2 separate regions of the Homo sapiens genome follow, and region 2 is linked to region 1. A link is a contact called in ENCODE Hi-C or POLR2A ChIA-PET data. All regions are on one chromosome and are shown on one strand. Each heading gives the region's core, a stretch centred on a gene start or an enhancer-like site at or near the end of the contact. The rest is flanking DNA. Distances are from core to core; before and after follow the strand shown.

Region 1 (5,092 bases), core at 2,147-4,646:
CATGAAATCCAGAACTGAAAGAAAACAAGGATGGCCATACTTAGACAAAATAAGACTTTAAGACAAAAACTGTCACAAGAGACAAAGAAGGACATTGTACAATAATAAAAGGGTCAGTCAAATCTCTGAAAAGACATAACAATTCTAAATAAAGATGCACCTAATAATAGAGGTCTCAGATATATGAAGTCAACACTGACAGAATTGAAAGAAGAAACAAACACCACCACAATAATACTAGGGGGTTTCAATATTCTACTTCAGTTATGGATAGATCAGACAGAAGATCAATAAGGAAACATCGGACTTAAACAACACTATAATCAAACGGACCCGACAGACATAAAGAACACTGATCCCAACAACAGCAGAATACACATTCTTCTCAAGAGCATATGGAACATTCTCCAAGACAGACCACATGTTAGGCCCCATAATATCTCAACAATTTTTTTTTTTTTTTTTTTTTGAGACAGAGTCTCACTGTGTCGCCCAGGCTGGAGTGCAGTGGCGCTATCTCGGCTCACTGCAAGCTCCACCTCCCGGGTTCACGCCATTCTCCTGCCTCAGCCTCCCTAGTAGCTGGGACTACTAGGCGCCCGCCACCACGCCCGGCTAATTTTTTGTATTTTTAGTAGAGACGGAGTTTCACCGTGTTAGCCAGGATGGTCTCGATCTCCTGACCTTGTGATCTGCCCACCTCAGCCTCCCAAAGTGCTGGGATTACAGGCGTGGGCCACCGTGCCCAGCCAACAATTTTTTTTAAGACAGGTTTTCACTCTGTCACCCAGGCTGGAGAGCACAAGGCTCACTGTAGCCTCAATCTCCTGGGCTCAACTGATACTCCCACCTCAGACTCCCGAGTAGGTGGGACTACTGGTATGCACCACCATGCCCAGTGAATTTTTTGTATTTTTATTAGAGACAGGATTTCGTCATGTTGCCCAGACTGGTCTTGAACTCTTGAACTCCTGAACTCAAGTGACCTGCCCACCTCAGCCTCCCAAAGTGTTGGGATTACAGGTGTGAGCCAGTGCCGCCCACCAACAAATTTAAGAAGACTAAAACTATGCAATGTATCTTCTCTGACTACAACAAAATGAAACTAGAAGTCAATAGCAGAAAAGTAAACCCAGAAAATACACAAATGTGTGGAAATTAAACAACTCGCCCCTAAACAACCAATGGGTCAAAGAAGAAATCACAAGGGATTTAGAAAAAAATCCAGAAACAAACGAAAACAAAAAAAAAAATATACCAAAATGTATGATATATAGCAAAAGCCATACAAAGAGGGAAGTTTATACCAGTAAACATTTACATTAAAAAAAAGAAGAAAGATCTCAAAATCAGCAACCTAACTTCAACCTCAAGGAAATTGAAAAAAAGAAACAAACTAAACCCAAAATTAGCAGAAGGGAGAAAAAAAAATAAAGATTAGATCAGATAAATAAATAGAAAAAAATAAATAAATAGAAAAAAAAAAGCAGAAAAAAACCCAAAGAAACCTAGAGTTGGTTTTTGAAAAGATCAATAAAATTAATAAACCCTTAGCTAGATTAGCTAAGAAAAAAAGAAGATTCAAATAACTAAAAGTAGAAATGAAAGAGGGAACATAACAACTGATATCACAGAAATAGAAGAATTACAAGAGACTACTAGGAACAATTATGTGCCAACAAATTGGATAATCTACAAGAAATGGATAAACCTCTAAAAACAATTTTCCATGGGTGAATCATGGAGAAATAAAAACTTTGAACACACTTATAATAACTAAGGGGATTAAAGCAGTAATCAAAAACCTCTCAGCAAAGAAAAACCCAGGACCAGAGAACTTCACTGGAAAATTCTGCTGAACACTTAAAGAATTAACATCAATCTTCCTCAAACAGCTATCTTCCAAAGAACTGAAACAGAGGGAACACTTTTCAAACACATTCTAGGAGGCCTGCATTTCTCTGACACCAAAGCCAGACAAAGACACAAGAAAACTACAGACCAATATCCCTGATGCAAAAATCCTCAACAGAACACTAGCAAATGGAATTAAAATGCACATTAAAAGAATTATATACACCATAACCAAGTGGGATTTATACCTGCAATACAGGGATCGTTCAACACACAAAAATCAATCAGTGTAACATATACTACATTAACAAAATGGAGGAAAAAAACACATGATCATCTCAATTGGTATGGAAAAGCATTTGACAACATTCAAGACACTTTCTTGATTAAAAAAAATGTGACGAACTAGAAATAGAAAAAAACTTATTCAACAAAATAAAGGTAATATATGAAAAGCCCATCGGTAATATCACACTTGGCAGCAAACAAATGAAAGCTTTCCCTCTAAGATTAGAAGCAGGGCAAGGAGTCCCACTTTCACCACTACTAGTCAACATAGTGCTGGAAATCCTAACTAGAGCAATTAAACAAGTAAAAAAAGTAAAAGGTACCCAAACCGGAAAAGAAGAAGTAAAATTATCATTATTTGCAGATGAAATAATCTTATATGTAGAAAAACCTAAAGAATCCACCAAAAACTACAAGCAATAAATGATTTCAGCAAAGTTTCAGGATACAAAATCAACACACAAAAATAGTTGTATTTTTGTATACTAACAATGACCAATCCAAAAAAAAAATCAAGAAAACAATGCCATTTACTGTAGTATCAAAAAAGATAAAATACTTAGGAATAAACCTAACTGGGGAGGTGGAAAATTTTTCTACAAAACATTTCTAAAAGAAATCAAAGAAGATACAAATAAATGGAAAGACATCTTGTGCTCATGTATTGGAAGACTTAATAATATTAAAATGTCCACACTACCTAAAGCGATCTACAGATTCAATACAATCCCTACCAAAATTCCCAAGGCATTTTTTACAGAAATAGAAAAAAATCCTCCTCAAATTTACATGGAGTCTGAAGTGACCCTAAACAGCCAAAATAGTCTTAAAAAAAAGGGAACACAGTTGGAGGCCTCATACTTCCTAATTTTAAAACATGCTACATGTCAGGTGCAGCAGCTCGTGTCTGTAATCCCATGACATATTGTGTTCTTGGTAAAAATTGGACTGTTGTGCTGCTAAAAATAATTGGACTGTTAGAATTAAATGTCAATTTTATTATCTTCAAAATAGTGGTAACAGTATTGTGGCCTACAAAAAAAAATTAGTTCATTGTAAGACCACTAAAGAAAAATTGTAAGAAAATTCCTCTTTAAAATCTGCCAAATAATGACATCTTAGTTCTTCTTGACAGTGGAGAGAGGGAAGAGGGAAGAGAAGATGGGGGAATGGGAGAAAAAGAGGAAAAAGATAAGTGAGTTGCAGGTCCCCCGCTAAGTGGAGGGCTGGCTTCCCTACTCAGTGGAGAAACATCAGAGCCCACATGCTCAGTTACCATGGAGACCCCTCTGCTCTGAGATAGTTATGATTTGTCAGATCTCAGAGGGTTTGCACTTTCAAAACTTCCTGTTTTAATGAAAACATACCCTTGATAACACTTTTTCTTTACAAGCATGAAAAACAAAGGAAAAACTACACTTACCTGAATGTAATATATGCCCTTTTCTTGAGCATACATCATTAGAAAACAGTAATCTAGGTTTTGCTTTGTTCTCCATCTGAAATAAACATTTTCAAAAAGTAAGTTAGGAATCAGACTCAAATTTAGTAAAATAAGATTAAATGTATAAATGTCAAATGTCTACATAACATGTCATCTATGTATATGTGTACACACACACACATACACACACACTCACTTAGGACGAAGAGTCAAAGAAAATTCACTTTCCTCTAATGAAGACTTTATCAAAATGTATTCCCAAGAACACTAATTCTCAAGCTGTCCTGAGGAAAAAAATGAGTCTAATATCAAGTAAGTATGTATACATGTTCCCCTTCTAGAAACATATTAATTCATAAGAGGCACAAAAATATCCAACGGTAAAGACATTTATTGGGAAAAAAATTCTTAATACATATTTTTCCAAACTTCCTTGACCACAGACCCTTTTTTCAGTAATATCTTAATGTTTCATCAAATGAGTGCTTCAAAAATTACAATTTTAGGGTCCCTATTCTGGTGCCTAGGACTGTTTGCACGCAGATCAAAGTTCACAAATAGGTACTGAATGCTTTAAAAAATTCATATTTAAATTTACAGTATTAAACCCTGTCAGTGAATTCCTGGTAGCCTACAGAAACACATAAGAGAAGTGGATCTAAAAGCTAGTTTAAGAAAACACAGTAAAATAAAAGCTAATATTAAGTTTTTACATATTCTAAGAAAACTCTACATTATTTCCAAGCGGTCCTGGACTTAATGAGACTTACCTAGAATATTTTACCAAATTCAACTCTAAAATGTTTTCAGCTTCGATAAATAAAAACTACATGTATTAAATATTTACACTCACAAGTGTGGAGGATTTTAAACGGCACATGCTCACCTTACTCTTTCTTTGGAGTCTCCAAATGTCTCCTTTAGGTTTGTCAAGTCAGGATAATAGCTTTCAGGGGGTGATATGACTTCCACCAAGCCAGAACTGATTTCTTTAGAAAATCTATTATGAGAAAGTTAGCTGAGTTACTTAAGTTCTGTGGGATTTTATTTATCTTAAAGCTCAATACACTGTGTTTAACATAAAACACATCAGTAATCATTTGTAGCAACGTATAATGTTATGGCCGCAAGGTGTTAAAAGGAGCAGCTCATCACTGATTTCATTTACAGAAAATACAGTTTTTTCCAATAGCAAAAGTTTTTTTTTAAAGTAATGCTTTAAAAACTATAAAATACTGCTCTTATTAAAGTAGCATAGAAATCCTAAGCCAACTGCAGGCATTAACGTTCCTAAAATGTATCTGAATTAAAAAAAAAAAATCAAGGTCTCACAGAAAATAGAAAATTGAAGAAAAACAAATAAGTATGTATGTGTCTTTAAATACGTATATTTTGCAAAAACCAAAGCTCTTACATCTTCAAGAAGCTTTGCTTGTGGGTTATAGACCACATGTCATTCTCAACCAGTGTTTCTCAACTGGGGGTGATTCTGTCCCTCTGGAAGAC
Region 2 (4,897 bases), core at 1,496-3,995, 220 kb before region 1:
GCAATCTCTGGCTGCAGCTCAGAAAGAACAATAGGGATGTTATATAAAAATCTGGATCAATATTCTAGTTCTGAGCAATTATCCTGCAAATCCTGCCAGGTGATGGCAATAAATAGGATGCCCATCACCTGGAGGTTTCCTTTTTGGGAAAGTAAGACCAAGGGAGCTAACCAAAGCCAAGTCCCATGCACTCAAATCTTAGCAAGCATAACTATAGCCACCAGTTATCTGGGTGTGTCACAAGACATCCTTTTCTTTCCCTTGTTGGAGGAGGACTCAATTCCACAGCTTAACCTTAGCATTGAGCTTATGATAAGGAGTCCATACAATCGCCCCAAGACACATTTTTGTCCCAAACTCACTTCCAAGCTTCGGGTCAAAGCCGTAGGAAAGAAAACAGGATCCCAGGATTCCAGAGGCAGTTCATAATGGAAGTTAAAAGGCACAGTGCAGGTGAGCATGACTAATTCCTGCCCATTAAGCCAAGCTTCTTGTTTCATGGATAAAGGTCATGCTAGAATCCATGGCATAAATGAAGTCTAGGGAATTCAAGGGCTACTGACAGCAGGGGAGATAGGGATATTCCCACCCCCAACCCCCAACTCCCACTAACATGGATGAAAGCCATTTTGACACCCATGCATGGCACTCTGTGGCAGTTGCTGGGACTCAGGGATACAAGGATGGAGGAAAGAAAAAGGAACACCTAACTTTTCCTCCCTCACATACACAAGGGATTTGCTAGGAAGAGAAAGGAACCAGGGTCACCTGCTACCCTCTTTCTGGATGAGTAGCCATTCCTCTGCAGTGCTTCCTGAACCCCTGAGACTTCTCTGAAAAAATGCCTCCTTTTTCCTCCTTTGTCCTGTTCACTGATAGTTAATTGTATCTCTGTACTATGGGACGCTCCCTTCAGATGCATCCTCCAAACTGGGAAGAGTTAATTTCCCAAACCTTAGACTGGTTGGCTTAGGATTGGGCTCAGGGGAAGGGAACCCAGAAGTCTAATATGGGGCAAAAGAGTATAAGTTTTTTTAGCAGTCAGACTTTTGGTGTCTCCTCCCTGCGCAAACTGGTAAAAGGCCTCAGGATTTTTGAGCTGCCCTTACCCCCGCTGTTGCAGGAAGTCAAGGACCCCGAATGGAGGGACCGGCTGAAGCCATGGCAGAAGAACATAAATTGTGAAGATTTCATGGACATTTATCACTTTCCCAATCAATACTCTTGTGATTTCCTATGCCTGTCTTTACTTTAATCTCTGAATCCCGTCATCTTCATAAGCTGATGATGAATGTCGCCTCAAGACCCTGTGATGATTGCGTTAACTGCACAAATTATTTGTAGAGCATGTGTGTTTAAAAAATATGAAATCTGGGCACCTTGAAAAAAGAACAGGATAACAGTGATGTTCAGGGAACAAGGGAGATAATCTTAAAGTCTGGCTGCCTGTGGGCTGGGCAGGACAGAGCCATATTTCTCTTATTACTGAAAATGGGTAAGAGAAATATCGCTGAATTCTTTCCCCAGTAAGGAATATTAATAATTAACAGCCCTGGGAAAAGAATGCATTCCCAGGGCGGGGCCTCTACAATGGCTGCCCTAGGAGTGTCTGCCTTATGCAGATGCAGATAGGGATGAAACACACCCTAGTCTCCTGCAGCATGCCCAGGCTTGCTAGGATTAGGAAATTCCAGCCTGGCAAATTCCAGTCAGACCGGTTTTCTGCTCTTGAACCCTGAAAATGCATGCACAGTGGGACATGGAAGTTCATTAGTGATTCTAGTTTCACCCTGACCTTCTGCCTTGTGATCTTTTGTCACCCTTGAAGCATGTGATCTCTGTGACCCACACCCTATTCGTACACACCCTCCCTTTTGAAAATTGCTAATAAAAACTTGCTGGTTTTACGGCTCAGGGGGCATCACGGAACCTGCCAACATGTGATGTCTCCCCCGGACACCCAGCTTTAAAATTTCTCTCTTTTGTACTCTTTCCCTTTATTTCTCAGACCGGCCGACACTTATGGAAAATAGAAAAGGACCCTCGTTGAATTATCGGAGGCAGATTCCCCCAATACCCACCCTTATTTCATTTTGATACACATTTTCTTTCTTTTCTTCTTCTTTTTAATTTTTTTTCTGAGACAGAAGCTTGTTCTGTTGCCCAGGCTGGAGTGCAGCGGTGTGATCTCGGCTCACTGCAACCTCTGCCTCCTGGGTTCAAGAGATTCTCCTGCCTCAGCCTCCTGAGTAGCTGGGATTATAAGCACCCACCACCATACCTGGCTAATTTTTGTATTTTTAGTAGAGACAGGGTTTCACCATGTTGGCCAGGCTGGTCTTGAACTCCTGGCCTCAAGTGATCCGCCCACTTTGGCCTCCCAAAGTGCTGAGATTACAGGCATGAGCCACCGCACCTGGCTGATATATGTTTTCTAATAACCCAGTTTGTCTTTTCTTGCCTTCAGGCCGTGAAACTCCAAACGGTCATGCAACTGGAGCCTTGGACCACAGCCCCTTCTGCCAGGGACCCTTAGATAGGCCTCTGAGGGAGCTCTGACTGCCGTTTTCCTCAAACAGTGCCTCCTGTCAGCATGAAGCAGTTAAGATCGGCCTTTGTCCTGATCCTTATTCTTATTCTAACAGCAGTTAGATGTACTTCTTTAGAGGGGGAAATGATAGATGCAGGAGGCAGATAAGGGGGAAGGTCCCCAGAGAACCTCCCATGGGCCTGCACACTGGGAGAACAGGGTGGAGCCAGGGAAAGTTTGTGCCGTTTGCAGTGGGGAGGAGCCTGGCCTCTCCTTTCCTGTGTAGTGGCCTGGGATTCAATCTGTGAGTCCTGTTAGCAGGACTGCGTCTTGCTTTGCTGAGTTTTTTTTTTTTTTCCTTTTTTGCCCAATAATATCCTGCTCTACTCACCCTTCAGTGTGTCGTCTGTGTGCCTAAATTTTCCTGGTCTTGTGACAAGAACCAGAGTTTAGGGGAACTAAGGAGCAATGCTCTGCAACAGTATGTTGAGTTTTCACATTAATTTTTCTCAAAATATTTTCTAATTTCCCTTCTGAGTTCTTCTTTGACCCTTTGGTTACCGAGAACTGTGTTGTTTAATTTCCATTTACTTGTAAATTTCCCAAATTTCCTTCTGTTGTTGATTTCTGTTTTAATTCCATTGTGCTCAGAGAACATAATTTGTATGACTTCAATTCTTTTTTATTTATTTAGGCTTTTAAAAGTCCTACCATATAATCTATCCTAGAGGATATTTCATGTACAGTTGAACATGAGGTATGTTCTGTTATTGTTGGGTGGAATATTCTACAACTTTGTTAAATCTAGTTGGCTTATGGTATTGTTAATGTTTTATATATCCTTTTAGATTTACTTCATTATTTTATCCATTACTTAAAGTGGAGTACTGCAATAATCAATTACTACTATTACAATGTTCACTTCTCACTTCAATTCTGTTTTTGCTACATGTATTCTCGGGTTCTATTGTGGATGTATATATGTCTATAATTACTATCTCTTCCTCATAGTTTAAACTTGTTACAATTATAAAATGTCTCTGTTTGTCAGTAGTATTTTTGTTTTGTTTTAAGTTTGTTTTGTATTATATTAGTATAACTTCTTCAGTATTCTGTTGGTTATTGTTTCTGTGGTATACCTTTGTTCATCATTTTACCTTAAACCTATTTATACCTTAAAATTTACATTCATCTCTGTACACAATGTGCAGTTGGATCATATTTTTTAAAAGTCCATTCAGACAATCTCTGCTTTTTGATTGGAGTATTTAATACATTTTTACTGATCCATTGATTGATTGAGACAGAGTCTTGCTCTGTCACTCAGGCTGGAGTACTGTGGTGCAATGATAGTTCACTGTAGCCTAAAATTCCTGGGCTCAAGTGATCCTCCCATCTCAGCCTCCTAAATAGTTGAAACTACAAGTGTGAGCCACCGTGCCTGGCTAATATTTTAAAAAATTTTTCTAGAAATGGGGTCTCACTATGTTGCTTAGGCTGGACTTGAATGCATGACCTCAAACAGTTCTCCCACCTCAGCCTCCCAAAGTGCTGGGATTGCAGGCATGAACCACACACTCAGCCACATTTACATTTAATATAACTTGAGATAAAGTAGTACTGATGTCTGTCATTTGCTGTGTATTTTCTATATATCTTATATCCTGTGTGTTCCTCTATTACTCATTACTGTCTTCTTTTGTGGTAAATAGGCATTTTCTAGTATGCTATTTTAATTTCCTGGTTTTATTTAAATATGTATACATAAAGTCATTTTCTTAGTATTTGTTCTGGAGGTTACAGTTAGCTTCTCAATTTAAAACAATTGAGTTTTTAGAACTTAATTTCAATGACATACACAAACTGTGCTCCAGTTAAGCTCTCTTTACTCCCCCACTTCTTTGTGCTATTATTGTCATACAAATTCTATCTTTTTACATTATGAGCCCATCAACACAGACTTATGCTTACTTTTTATGCAGTTGTCTTTTAAATCAGTGAGAAGAAAGGCATTACACACTGACTTTAAATTTGCCTTAGTTGTTTTTCTTTGTATGAATTTGAGTTACTCTCTAATGACATTTTATTTCAGCCTAAAGGACTCCTTTAGTGCTTCTTAGTGGGTGGATCTGCTAGTAATGAATTCACTCAGTTTCTGTTTGTCTGAGGTAGTCTTAATTTCTCTTTCATTTTCAAGGACAGTTTTGCTGAATATAGAATTCTAGGTCTGCTCTTCCTTCCGTTCCTTTTATTACTTTGAATGTGTCATCTTACTGCCTTCTGGTCTCTATGGTTTCTGGTGAGAAAACAGTTGTTAATTTTATTGAGGATTCTTTGTACATGAGGAGTTGCTTGTTTCTTGCTGCT

The links. A loop is a pair of places that touch in the nucleus more often than their neighbours do. ChIA-PET counts read pairs that join two places held with the same protein, here RNA polymerase II (POLR2A). Pooled maps may share reads with other maps.
Region 2: a pooled map shows a loop between it and region 1 (2.1-fold over the local background). The contact joins two enhancer-like sites. A Hi-C loop is called at or near these places in 4 of 50 pooled maps. POLR2A ChIA-PET finds 5 or more read pairs at or near these places in 5 of 52 experiments (CD4-positive, alpha-beta T cell, OCI-LY7, WTC11 and 2 more).

What each region holds. Positions count from the first base shown.
Region 1 is chr2:98,651,880-98,656,971 of GRCh38, forward strand. It overlaps MGAT4A (alpha-1,3-mannosyl-glycoprotein 4-beta-N-acetylglucosaminyltransferase A), which reads right to left. Exons shown (of 16, transcript NM_012214.3): 7 at 4,473-4,586; 8 at 3,566-3,641. Among named protein-coding and RNA genes, the nearest start is that of UNC50, 46 kb to the left of the region's middle. Within about 2 kb of position 3,397, at least 5 of the 41 ENCODE cell types and tissues checked have a DNase peak (open chromatin) inside an H3K27ac peak, as active enhancers do.
Region 2 is chr2:98,434,211-98,439,107 of GRCh38, forward strand. No RefSeq gene overlaps it. Among named protein-coding and RNA genes, the nearest start is that of INPP4A, 8.2 kb to the right of the region's middle. RefSeq lists enhancers at 1,159-2,358, 1,400-2,144, 2,145-2,888, 4,551-4,600. Within about 2 kb of position 2,746, at least 2 of the 41 ENCODE cell types and tissues checked have a DNase peak (open chromatin) inside an H3K27ac peak, as active enhancers do.